Linked DNA regions of Mus musculus: region 2 is linked to region 1. Evidence: chromatin loops called from intact Hi-C (ENCODE). Cell type or tissue: left cerebral cortex. All regions are shown on one strand. Each heading gives the region's core, and the rest is flanking DNA. Links, peaks and the distances in the headings are about the cores only.

Evidence for each region. Hi-C counts contacts between places; a loop is a spot of excess contacts. Peaks named below come from ENCODE experiments on the same cell type or tissue, not always from the same donor. Only the 100,000 strongest peaks of a DNase experiment are listed, where the experiment ranks them.
Region 2: it touches region 1 in a loop (2.8-fold over the local background); 2 of 42 quality-filtered maps call a loop at or near these places.

What each region holds. Positions count from the first base shown.
Region 1 is chr12:31,164,046-31,172,363 of GRCm38, reverse strand. It overlaps 6030469F06Rik (RIKEN cDNA 6030469F06 gene), which reads right to left and starts at 3,502. Exons shown (of 4, transcript NR_102715.1): 1 at 3,475-3,502; 2 at 3,225-3,334; 3 at 1,100-1,159. In left cerebral cortex, for the core only: a CTCF peak has its summit at 4,013 (motif pointing left); a DNase peak (open chromatin) is centred at 3,992.
Region 2 is chr12:31,324,268-31,329,267 of GRCm38, reverse strand. Lamb1 (laminin B1) reads right to left here. Exons shown (of 33, transcript NM_008482.3): 28 at 4,948-5,000; 29 at 2,891-3,098; 30 at 2,559-2,700; 31 at 1,447-1,623; 32 at 1-158. Among named protein-coding and RNA genes, the nearest start is that of Dld, 25 kb to the left of the region's middle. In left cerebral cortex, for the core only: no CTCF peak of the experiment used is centred there; DNase peaks (open chromatin) are centred at 2,012 and 2,981.

The DNA of each region.
Region 1 (8,318 bases), core at 1,751-6,750:
TTCACATTTATTTTCTTATCTCCTCTACCTATGTGTTTCTAGTAAAGTGATTTAAAATTTTAGTCCTAAACTATTCCCTTGGAGGCATATGTTTCTTATTTACCAGCTACATTTCTTCAGACACATCAAGGTCAATGTTCTTTTTTAGGTTAACTTTTTGTTTTTCTCTGTCTAAAATATCATGGTGGGCTGCCAAGAATTGAGAACAAAGAAAAGAGCTGTGTTTAAACTTCCCAATTGCACCGTACGGTTCTTATGGAGTAAGAATGTTTAATTTAACTAATTTTAGAATATACACGGTCATATATTTAGTATTGTCTGTGAAAAATTCAATGGTTCATTTCCCACAGGAACCTAAAATATATCTATATCCAAGTTGTTACTGTTTTTATTAAGAGGTCATTTAGAACATTTTTAGTCAGAGAGAGATGGGGAAGCTGGTATGGATTATATACATGACATAAGAGAAAGGCTGTGTAGAGTCTGAGACAAAAAAGATATGTGTGTGTGTGTGTGTATGAGTATGTATAAGTGAGTGTGTGTGTAAGTGTATGTATGTGTGTAAGTATGTATATATGTATGTGTGTGTATGTGAGTGTGTGTGCATGAGTATGTGTGTATGTGAGTATGTGTGTGTAAGTGTATATATGTGTGTGTAAGTATGTGTGAGTGTGTATGTGTGTGTGCATGAGTATGTGTGTATGTGAGTATGTGTGTGTAAGTGTATATATGTGTGTGTAAGTATGTGTATGTGAATGTGTGTGTGTGTGTGTAAGGAGGGGCAGTACACACAGAGGTCAGAGTTGATTCTTTTTCTACCACATGAGTTCTGGGGATCAACCATAAGTAGTCAGGCTTGGGAACAGGTACCCTTAGCATGGGTCATCTCTCAGGCTGGAGCTTGCCAGTTTCTGTGCTGTGAGGACTCATTCTACAGGGCACTGAATAATAAAACAAGAACACCATTCCAAGTCTCCTTTAGGCAATGGCCATGGAGACCCATATATCACAATGAAAGGGGGTTCCTGGCAAATACACACAATACACTCTTTGAGGTATGTTCAAGATTTGACAGCATGGGTGTGGCAAGAACACTGACCTGTTTCCACGTCACAGGTGGATAGTAGTGGCAGACTCCCAAGAGGGTGGCAGTTAACGTCTGAAAGCATAGCATAGACATTTATAGTCACTTTTAATCCCCGACTCTCATAAATGTTGTTCATAGCTCACATTGAGCAAAATGCACAGTTTAAGAATAAAGAGGCTTGCTCTGCACAATCCGCTGCTTGTCTGGATGTGTGATTATCTACCACATTCAGCCTCACAGAGAAAAATCGCATGCCAGATGCTTCACGGTCCCCATGTGGTTCCACTCGATGGCAGCTAGGCAGAGCCAAGCCAGCGTAGGAGAGTGTGTAAGCCGCAGGGCTGGCTTGGCTCTTCTGGGCTTAGACCAGAGCGGTGACTCAGGCAGGCCATTGCCAGGGCACAAGTATCACCCACAGCTCCCTCTCTGGCAGATGCTTCTCTCATCCCTCGCTGTCTCTTTGTTACTTTTTCCTCCTTGTTCTCCACCTTCTCATTCTCCTCTCCCCACAGACATTTCTTAGACCTACTTATGTTGGAGATGCTGAGAAGTCGCCACGGGAAAGCAAAGTGTACCCTCTTACTGTGGGAAAATCTTGTGTTCAAGGAAACCACAAAAATGTCCAACAAAGAAAGAATGGGTGAGTTAAATGTGCTCTAGTTATTCAGTGCAATGCTTCTCAGTGATAAAGAAAAGTACTGAGGATACAGTGGGGTGAACCTTGAAAATATTAGAAAAAAAGAGAGACAAGAATGAATATGATTCTTACCTGAAATACCTCTAATAAGTGAATCCACAGTGATAGAAGAAGGTTAGCGCTTTAGATGAAGGTGGGTATGTGGGAGGGTGGGCACGTGTCAATTAAAGGGAGGGTAGCCTTTTACCTTTCCTCTATTCTCTTGGGCAATACACATATTACAAAACTTACCATCTTAACCATAGTTCAGTGCATCAAGTCATTCACTCAATTGTGCAACAAACCTCGAGAACCTTCTTTCTTGCAAAACTGAAAACTCTATCTGGTAACCAGCAACGTTCTGTGTGTTTTCTCCTCAACTCTGATAACTATCATTCTCCTTTCTGTCTCCATGAGTGACGGTGCCTCTGGATAGCTGCCTCATGTAAGTGCAATCTCATAGTTTTGGTCGTTTGTCTGACTTGTTTCACCTCCTATAATATCCTTAAGGCTTATCTATGTTGTGATATCCAATATTTTGTTTATCCACTTATCTTTGGTTGGACACTTCGGTTCCCTCTAGCACCTGGTTATTTCTAAGGGTCCTGCCAAGAGTAACAGGATACAGACCTCCTTTCAAAACTCTGCTTCTAATTTTTTTTAGGTGTATATCCAGAAGTGAGGGGTTCATTTGAGGTGAAGAAAACATGCTAAACTTAATTGTGTTGATATCCACACATCTTTTGATAGAACCCAAACTATTGATTTGTACTATCTGTCTGTACGTGATTTCTGTCAATAAAGCCATTGCACACAACACAAACATGTACTCACACAGATACATGCATGCATATATACACACATACACACGTACACACAAACATGTGCCCACCCATACACAAGCCCACACATAGGCTCACATGTAAACACATACCCAGACACACACAGAGATGTGTGTGTGCACACACACCTAAAACAATGCCAGTGCTCAACCCATTCTCGAAGGGGATCATGTTACTCAGTGAACAGGGAGAAGCCTGGTGTGCTGAAGTCTGTGGAACCTGGATTGGCTGCATCATTGAACCTAATCGTCACAACCTTCACGTTTTCTTTAAGTCTTCAAAAAGCATCTATGACAACAACTCAGCCTGAGCTTGCTAATAAAGCTACCCAGGCTCATTCACTGGACAAAAACATGGAACATGACGCTGTGACCCAGAGGAAACCACTTACCAAGATTCTCAAGGGTGCTATAGCCCTGTGGAGCCCAAAGGTTCACTGTCCCAAAGCTAAGCATCTGCCCATTTGGTCCTAGAAAAGTACTGATGCCTCCTTCCCTTTCACTCTTCCCTTGGTTCCATTTCTTTCTTGAATTGATCCTTCTTGAATCAGTGTTAGAAGGGAATTGAGAAGAAAGGGGTAAAGTAATTAATAAATAAAAAGAGGGCTCTGGTGACATACCTCAGTCCTTAAGGGTGCCGGTCACCATACTTGATGACTTGAGTTTCATCTCTCAGACCCACATAGTGAAAGGCGAGAGCCGACTTCCCGCATTGTCCTCTTATGTCCACCTGGGTGTACACACGTGTAAATAAATGCAATAAAAATACAGCAATCACCACTTGAAAATCACCCCAGAGCCTATCATCATGCATAAAGTAATATAACAAACTTGTAAATTCTAGTATTAACTGGTTAACAAGGCAGGCACCTCCACTGGCAGCCTTCTACATGAACATTCCTTTGAAGTGTCCTCTTCCTTTGTTTCAGCTAAAAATTCTTGAGAAAAATAAACTGCGCATACTCAGAAGTGTTTCTGTCACAGTAACCTTTCAGATGTGTGCTGCATGGCCTTGAGCTAACCATGGCCAGAATGCATTTGCCATTGTCCTTGAGTTAGAAACTTCAACTGCACATGCTCTGCAATGTGTACTTGAAACAGCTTGCTCAGGAATGTGCCCCCTGCCCCAAGTGTTTTCCTTTATGAAGAGAAATAGCTTCTCCAGATTCCATACTTTACTTTTGGAATAGCTGTGGTATTCTTCATACCTGTGATAGACATAAGGCTTCCTTCATTTGCCTTCTGGCTGAGTTTCTTTGCGCTGTGAGAACCAAGGAGGCTCCACTGTACTCTGTTACATTGACAGAAGGTATGCTTCCATGGGTTTCACAATTTGCAATGAAATTTTTTGATATTTCTTTGGTTCGCTCATTTGGAGGGGAGGAAATATGAGCACCCTCTGCTGGTCATTTATGATAACGTAAGTGAGCCTCAGAGAAAAGCTGTCTGTTGACTTCCTAGTTTGTGGGAAGGATTCAGTGTGAACAGGCCTCTTTTGAGGTTTTAATGAGGGACCCTGAGGACTGAGACAGCAAGCAAGACTCAACTTTAACTCATACCCCAGTTTGCTTCCCAGGACTTAGCCAGGTAACCAAGCGGGTCAAAGCGCCTCAGTTCAAAGTGGTTGTGTTTGTACTGTCACAGCTGGCTCCTTCACATTCTCTTTGCACAGCGTCCCCACTCTTGTCAGATAGACAGGTCATTCACATAAAAACTAAACAGAAATACAAGCTGAGGCCATAAACCAAATGGCTCTAACAGATATTTACAGAACATTTTATCCAAACACAAAAGAATATGTCTTCTTCTCAGCAGCTCATAGAACTTTCTCTGAAATTGACCATGTATTGGAACACAAAGCAAGCCTCAATAGGTTCAAGAAAACTGAAATAATACCTTTCATCCTATCTGACCACCATGGATTAAAGCTGGTGTATTAGTTAGGGTTTTACTACTGTGAACAGACACCATGACCAAAGCAAGTCTTATAAAGGAAAACATTTAATTGGGGCTGGCTTACAGGTTCAGAGGTTTGGTCCATTGTCACAAGATGGGCGCATGACAACATCCAGGCAGACATGGTGCAGGAGGAGCTGAGAGTTCTACATCTTTATCTGAAGGCTGCTAGCAGACTACTCACTTCCAGGCAGCTAGGACTAGGGTATTAAACCCTAGCCCACAGTGACACACTTACTCTAACACGGCCAAATGTCCTAAGAGTGCCACTCTCTGGCCCAAGCATATACAAACCATCACAGCTGGATATCAACAACATAAGCAATAAGAAGTTTACAAATTTGTGGTGATGGAATAATTCGTTACTGAATCAGAAATTGAGGGATTTCATTATCAGTGCTGAAATCAATAAAATAGAAACATAAAACAATAAAAAGCAATACAAAAATCATTGAAACAAAAAGTTAATTCTTTGAGAAAAATCAATTAAGATTGACAAGCCTTTAGCCAAATTAACGAAAATACAGAAAAGAGAAAGAGAGTGAGAGGATGCAAAATTTACCCAATTAGATAGGAAAGGGGGACACAACACAGACACCAAGGCAGTCCAGAAAACCATAAGGACAAACTTTAAAAACTATACTCAACCAAACTGGAAAATCTAATAGAAACGGGTAATTTTCTTAATACATACTGTGAATCAAGTTAAATCAATATCAGATAAGTAACTTAAACAGACCTATAACTCCTAAAGAAACAGAAAAAGTCATTAAAAGTCTCTCTCCCTTACCTAAAAAATACCCAGAGATAGATGGTTTTAGTGCAGAATTCTATTAGACTTTCAACGAAGAGTTAACAAAAATACTCCTCAAATTATTCCACAAACTAGAAACAAAAGGTGCATTGTCTAATTTCTTTTGTGAGACCACAGTTACTATGATACCTAAACAACATAAAGATCCTACCAAAAAAGTGAATTATAGCCACTTTCCCTTATGAACATAGATGCGAAAATTCTCAATAAAGTACTTATAACCCAAATCCAAGAACTTATCAAAAATATTATCTGCCATGATCAAGTTCAAGTATGCTTCATTCCAGAGATGCAGGAATGGTTAAACATAACTATAATATAACATTTATCATAGAAATTGATCAATGTAATCTACCACATAAGCAAGCTAAAAGACAAGAAATACATGACAATCTCATTTGATGCAGAAAAGGCCTTTGACAAAAATCCCCCTTCATGATAAAAGTCCTGGAGAGATTATGGATACAGAGACATACCTCAACACATTAAAGACAGTTTATATCAAGTCCACACCCAACATCAACCTAAATGGAGAGAAACTGAAAGCAATTGAGGAACAAGGTAAGGTTGTCTATTCTCTCTATACCTATTCAATATAGTATCTTAAGTAGTCCGAGCAATAAAAGGCCTGAAGGAGATCAAAGGGATACACAATGGAAAGGAAGAAAGCAAAGCAAGGTATCTTTATCTTCAGATGATATGATAATATATGTAGGTGTACCAAGAAATTAAACAAGAAACTCTTACAGCTGAGAAACACCTTCAGCAAAGTAGATGGATACAAGATTAACTCAAAAAAATTGGTAGCCCTTCTATATAAAATTAATAGACTGAGAAAAAACCCAGGAAACAATATCCTTCACAACATCTTCAAAACATTATAAAATAACTGAACACATAAACATGTTTATGATAAAAACCTTAAGACATTGAAGAAAGAAAGTGAAGAAGTTATCAAAAGAAAGATCTCTCATGCTCACGGACTGGTAGAATTAACATAGTAAAAATGGCCATTCTACCAAAGGCAATTTACAGATTCAATGCAACCTCCATTAAAGTTCTAACACAAGTCTTCACAGACCTTGAAAGAACAATTTTCAGCTTCATATGGAAACACAGAAAACCCAGGAAAGCTAAAACAATCCTGAATAATAAAAGAACTTCTAGAGGTATTAACATCCCTGAACTCAAAGTGTACTTCAGAGTTATAACAATAAAAACAGCATGGTATTAGTATACACACAGAAAAACACATTTGATTATTGGGATAAAATTGAAAACCTGGACATTAATCTACTCACCTATGGAGACCTGATTTTTTTTTTTTTATAAAGAAGCCAGAAATATACACTGGAAAAAAAAGACAGTATCTTCAACAAATGGTGCTGTCAAACTGGATATCTGCATGTAAAGAATGCAAATAGATCCATACTTATGACCTGACACAAAACTCAACTCCAAATGGATCAAAGACCTCAAAATATACCAGACATACTGAATCTGATAGAAGGAAAAGTGGGAATAGCCTTGAACTCATTGGAACAGGAAAAGACTTCCCAAACAGAACACTTTTAGTACAGGCACTAAGACCAACAATTAATAAATGGGGCCTCATGAAAATGAAGTTTCTGCAAAGCAAAGGACACTGCTATTTGGACAAAGCATTACCCTACAGAATGGGAAAAGAATATTTTCTCCCCCAACTACACATCCAATTGAGGGCTAATATCCAACATATATAAAGAACCTAACAGGCATTATCCTGAGTGAGGTAACACAATCACAAAAGAACTCAAATGATATGTACTCACTGATAAGTGGATATTCGCCCAGAAACTTAGTATACCCAAGATATAAGATACAATTTGCAAAACACATGAAACTGAAGAAGAACGAAGACCAAAGTGTGGACACTTTGCCCCTTCTTAGAATTGGAAGCAATCACCCATGGAAGGAGTTATAGAGACAAAGTTTGGAGCTGAGACAAAAGGATGGACCATCTAGAGACTGCCATATCCAGGGATCCATCCCATAATTAGCCTCCAAACGATGACACCATTACATACACTAGCAAGCGTTTGCTGAAAGGACCCTGATATAGCTGTCTCTTGTGAGACTAGGCCGGGGCCTAGCAAACACGTAAGTGGATGCTCAGAGTCAGCTATTGGATGGATCACAGGGCCCCCAATGGAGGAGCTAAAGAAAGTATCCAAGGAGCTAAAGAGATCTGCAACCCTGTAGGTGCAACAACATTATGAACTAACCAGTACCCCGGAGCTCTTGTCTCTAGCTGCATATGTATCAAAAGATGGCCTAGTTGGCCATCACTGGAAAGAGAGGCCCATTGGACATGCAAACTTTATATGCCCCAGTACAGGGGAATGCCAGGGCCAAAAAGTGAGAATGGGTGGTGTCTTAGTCAGGGTTTCTATTCCTGCACAAACATCATGACCAAGAAGCAAGTTGGGGAGGAAAGGGTTTATTCGGCTTACATTTCCATACTGCTGTTGGTCACCAAAGGATGCAGGACTGGAACTCAAGCAGGTCAGAAAGCAGGAGCTGATGCAGAGGCCATGGAGGGATGTTCTTTACTGGCTTGCCTCACCTGGCTTGCTCAGCCTGCTTTCTTATAGAACCAAGACTACCAGCCCAGAGATGGTCCCACCTACAAGGGGCCTTTCCCCCTTGATCACTAATTGAGAAAATGCCTTACAGTTGGATCTCATGGAGGCATTTCCTCAACTGAAGCTCCTTTCTCTGTGATAACTCCAGCTGTGTCAAGTTGACACAACACTAGCCAGTACAATTGACCCCTTGTCAACTTGACACACAAAAACATCACTAGTAAGCCTCAACCCTTACAATCTTATTCCTCCCCATTCTAAATAACTTTAAACGTCCCACAGTCTTTACATATTCTTAAAATTTCAATCTCTTTAAAATA
Region 2 (5,000 bases), core at 1-5,000, 160 kb before region 1:
TCCAACAGCTGGAGCTTGCTGTTAGCTTGAGCCAAGAGTGTTTTTGCTTCATTTTGTAGCAGCTCAGCTTTCCTCCTGGCATCTGCTGACTCTTCAGTTTTTTGGGCAATTAAACTTTCTACCTTCTTATACTTTTCATCAAGTTCGCCATCTAGAGTCTGCAGATAGAGTTTAAGACAGAAAGATGAAACGGGTATGTCAGTAATTACATTCAAGAGCCCTAGATGAAAGACAGTTCTTTTTTCCGGACAAGCAAGCTTCTTATCAAAGAGGAATATCAAAGTACTTGGGCTTCATATTAAGTTGTTTTTAAAATTTACAATGCAAGAAAAATTAGGAATTATAAGTCCGCACTGTAGCCTACACATAAAACAAGGTGATGCTAGTTGTGTACACACTTAAATCTGGGCATTCCAGCATTCCAGATTTAAGGAGCAGGAGGGAGATCTGAGTCTGAGGCCAGCCTGGTCACCGCTTCCCCCCCCCCCCCCCCCCATATAGAGCTTTGATATTTTTAATAGTGTCATTTTTCTCAGTGCCATGAAAATGTCTGGGAGATTTGTGCCTTCAGACTGTACAGAACCAAGATCAGGAAAGAGTAGTCTGACCTGGCAAGAATTTCTCTTAGGTTTGCCTGTCTTCCCAATTCAGGTGCACTGAAATTATTTTTATGTTATACTGGGAAGCTATAAAGTATTACTTTTCCTTCTTTTCTTTCTTTCCTTCCTTTTTCTTTGTTTTTCTTTCTTCCCTCCTTCCCTTCTCTCCACCCCTCCCCTCTCCTTTCTGTCTGTGTAGCCCTGGCTGTCCTCGAAATCAGAAATCTGCCTGCTTCTGCCTCCCAAGTGCTGGGATTAAAGGCGTGGGCCACCACTGCCTGGCAACTTTTTTTTTTTCCTTCTCCAATTGGAAGAAATCAGAATTAGGTTACATGCCAGATTTAACATTCCTAACTTCACTTCCAAGTTTAACAAGCAGTCTCTGGAAGTAAATTTAGAAATGAAATATATATGTGAAACATAAATTTGCTAAATACATCACCTTCTAAGGAGAGAGAAAAGGTAGCAATTTGATTTCCTACTAGCTACTCTGTGTAAGGGACTCTTAAGCTTTTCCCATCCTGTCTTTAAATTATTCTCAAATGGGTGGCTAACTGCCATGTCAAAAAGTCCTCTCTGAACCTACAGTACAGAAATAACTAGTGTATACTTTTAGAGCACACCCCAGATATAATTCATTCTTCTAAACTCATACCCATGTAGAGATCTAAGGGCCTATGTTTACAGTTTTATCCCATATTCCATTCTTTACTCATTTATCCAAAAGACTTCTGTTTTAAAATAGGTCATTGGGCTGTTTGTATCTTATTAATGTCAAGGAAGGTAAGGAAAAAAACTTAATTACCGTTTTACCACCTTAGCTATGAAGTTGCAAAGATCTACTTACCTTCTTAACATCGTCTGCATTCTGTTTTACAGAATATACTACTTTTTCGATATATTCTGCCTCCCCAGAGTTCTGGGCAGCTTTACGCTTAAGCTCTTCCACGTTCCTCTCAAGCTTGCTGATGCGCTGGGAGGCGTTGGTCAGGGTTTCCTCAGAAGCTGCCGTTTCAGATTCAATCTAACGGTATAATGTTAATCATCCATTAGTACAGGGGCAGGGGCAGGGGCAGGGAGGCTGCTACGCTCGTCCGCACGAGCTCAGACGCACGGACAGCATTGGGACAGCTTAGGAGGGGTTCTAAACCAGTGCGCTGCATGTCAGATAGTTTCATAACTAGCAAAACTACAGTTATGACGTAGCAACAAAATAATTCTATGGTTCAGGGTCACCACAACACGAACTGTATTAAAGGGCCGCAGCATTAGGAATGTTGAGAAGCGCTGGGTGAGATGAAGTTACCCAGCTTCAGTTACTCTGCGTCACACATCATACTTTCTGCTGATCGCAGCTGTGTTTAGCTTAAGAACATTCACAAGTGAGCCAGCTGTGAGGAGGATTTGCAAATTATGTGGACGAGGAAACTGGCAACTCCAGCCATCTTTTTAGATAGTCCTGTCAGCTCGGTGTTAAGATTCTGGTAGTGATGGGGCATTAGCTTGAAGATGTGAAGACTCAGGATACTAGAAATAGCAAGGCACCCCAGAGGAAAAAGATAGCTGGGCAACTGGTAAATGCCTGTAGTTGGTCTCCTTGGGAGGACAACACTGTCTTAGTTTCCCCTAAAACTGAGCTTCAGGGATATGTATGTTCCACAAAACTGACTGACTAGCAAAACGTTTATCAAAGCTAATGTTGGTAGGGACACAGGACAACATTTGTAAATCAAACCAAAGATTCTCAGTTTCTTAAGTGTAACATTAACTTGGAAAAAATGTACATAATTAAAATTAATAAAATTGTTTAAGCAACAGTGCTTAATTTGTGACACATTTTAAAGGAGGGAAAAACACCTGTGCCAAGAGAAACAGTTCTGACTTATTTAAAGGGATAATTTGCAGTGTTACAGGGAATCGATGTGTGTCCCCCTATACAGCCCAGCTCGAGTGCCTTACCGATGTTAGCAGGTTTTGGGTTCCTTGGATATCCTCATCAGCTTGTTTAATCGCCTTCTCTGCTGCAACCTGGGCCTTTTCTGCTTCTTCTAATGCTTCCTTCACCATGTCTGCAGTGACTTTAACATCTGTTGCACTTTTGCTGAGCAGAAGAACAAACAACTGCTTTTAACATGAAACCATTTTTTCCACTGGAAAACCAGCATTTCCTTTGAAAGCATATCCACTTGAAAGACCCTTTATTAGATAAAGAAGTCTCTTACAGTGTGCTCGTTACAGCAGATCTCACCCCACCCCTCAGCTCTGGATTGCCAAGGTGTATATTCAGATACCTTGCTCTCTTAGCTTCCTCAAGCAACAGCTCAGCTCTGGCAATGTCAGCTGCACTCTGCTGCAAAATAACCTCTACTTGAGAGAGGGTTTCAACTCGCTCCCGAATGTCTTCTGTTAGGTTCTGTAACTGCTGTGGCGTGCTAGGCATTTCCATTTTCAGTACTTCATTAGCAACTGCTTCAATACTGTCTAGATCAGCACTATCCTCTGTGAAAAGCAAAGACCACAGAGCTGGTTCACTCAGCTGCATGGCAAGCACCTGCCACTTCAAGAGACATACCCTTGCTAGAGACAAGCCCCTCTCATGGAGAAGTAGATGCCAGCAGAGTTTGGGAACCAAGCAGGTTTTGAAGAACATTTCAGGCTGGAGAGAGGGCAGACAGCATATTGTATGTGTATAGCTGTGGTTTCAGGTTATGGAAGACAAGAGCCCAGCATTTACAGCTGGGGCGGCAAGGGAAGAAAAACCTTTACACTTAGTGAGGTTGATATACACTGTCCCAGACCAAGGCTAGCCTGGTCTACAAAGTGAATGAGAATAACTAGGACTGCATAGAAACCCTATCTCAAAAAGGAAAAAGGTATCAATATTCCTTACCAGTTATGAGAACTCTGGAAGGGACTAAATGCTATAAGAGCCAAGACAACATCATCAGCAAACCTCTGGAGCTCAGATCTCTCCATGGTGTTTTCATTTTTTGACTAAGAACATAAATATGGACCCCAGAGCACTTAAACGGGGTAAAATATATGGTTACGTCACGGCTTCCGCATCTTGTTTCCAGTTGTCACTGGAAAACAGTTTTTATTAGTCATTTCTACTTTCTGTCAACAGAATATCTATCTGAAAGTCAGACAAGATAAATCATAAGCACTAAATCGTTGTCTGCCCATTTCTATAGGCACGTTCCACTTTCAGTGCCATCTATGTATGGACCGTGACTCATTCCTGGCCCGAGATGCATGGGAATGCCTAAAGGGTTCTATCCTCCTAAAAAGGGGCTAGCAAAAGAGTAGGGAGGGAGGGGTCGTCTTCTTCCTCATCAGCCACTGTTACCATGTCAGACTGTAACTTATGATGGGGCTGTCTCAGGAATGAAGTTGATAGGCTTAATATGGCAAAAGAGGGAGAGGCAAAGTCCCATGAACTTACACTACTTTTGGACTTGTTATGTGATTTAAATTTTTTGTTTGTTTTTCAAAACAGGGTTTCTCTGTGTAGCCCTGGCTGTCCTGGAACTCATTCTGTAGACCAGGCTGGCCTCGAACTCAAAAATCCACCTGCCTCTGCCTCCCAAGTGCTAGGATTAAAGGTGTGCACCACCACTGCCCAGTGTGATATAAATTCTTAATTCTAATTCAGTTGGGAGTTTTCTGTGTTTTACACCAGTAATATCCATATTGATAGAACATGTACTATAATCAAAACTTAAAATTTGAACCAGATTCTAGAGATTTCTCCACAGAAAATGCCAACTGCTAGGTTCTGCCTTGGGGGCACTGCCAAAGGAAGACCACCTTCAAGGTCCTCAAGACAGAAATTCTAATTCAGTTTTCAGAGCAAATGTTTTCACTTCTAGAGAGGCTGCTTAGGAGCCCCAGCAGGTACAGCAGTGCAGAACATTTGGAAGGTAAATCACAGCATATACTTCAAGAAAGGAAGAGCTAAATAAAGAGAGGGCTTAGCTTCAAGCCCTATCAGAGAGCCAGAGTTTGGAGCTCAGCATTCAATTGGACAGCTTCAGCGGATCTGACATCCCGCTGGCATCTCTGGGCACCTTTGTACACGTACATGCACACACATATTGTTTTCCTTAAGGCAGGCTAGGTCTCCTCTCGTCTTTTTATCACTGACGCTGCTTCTACCTTTCAAGTTCTAGGGTTGCAGGCACGCACTTACACGTTCAGCTTGAAATGAAGCTGAACTTCTTCCGTTACTTTATTTCTTGCCAGAAACTTATTTTACCTACAACTCAGACAGGAATTCTGGCCTCTCAAACAGAATCTCACAGGAACCAATGTCTGAAAGTCCAAGTAAAACCGAGCCACCACTGACCAGTCAGGAAGTTTCTGATCTGCTTGATGAGGTTCCGCAGGTCCTCGTTGCTC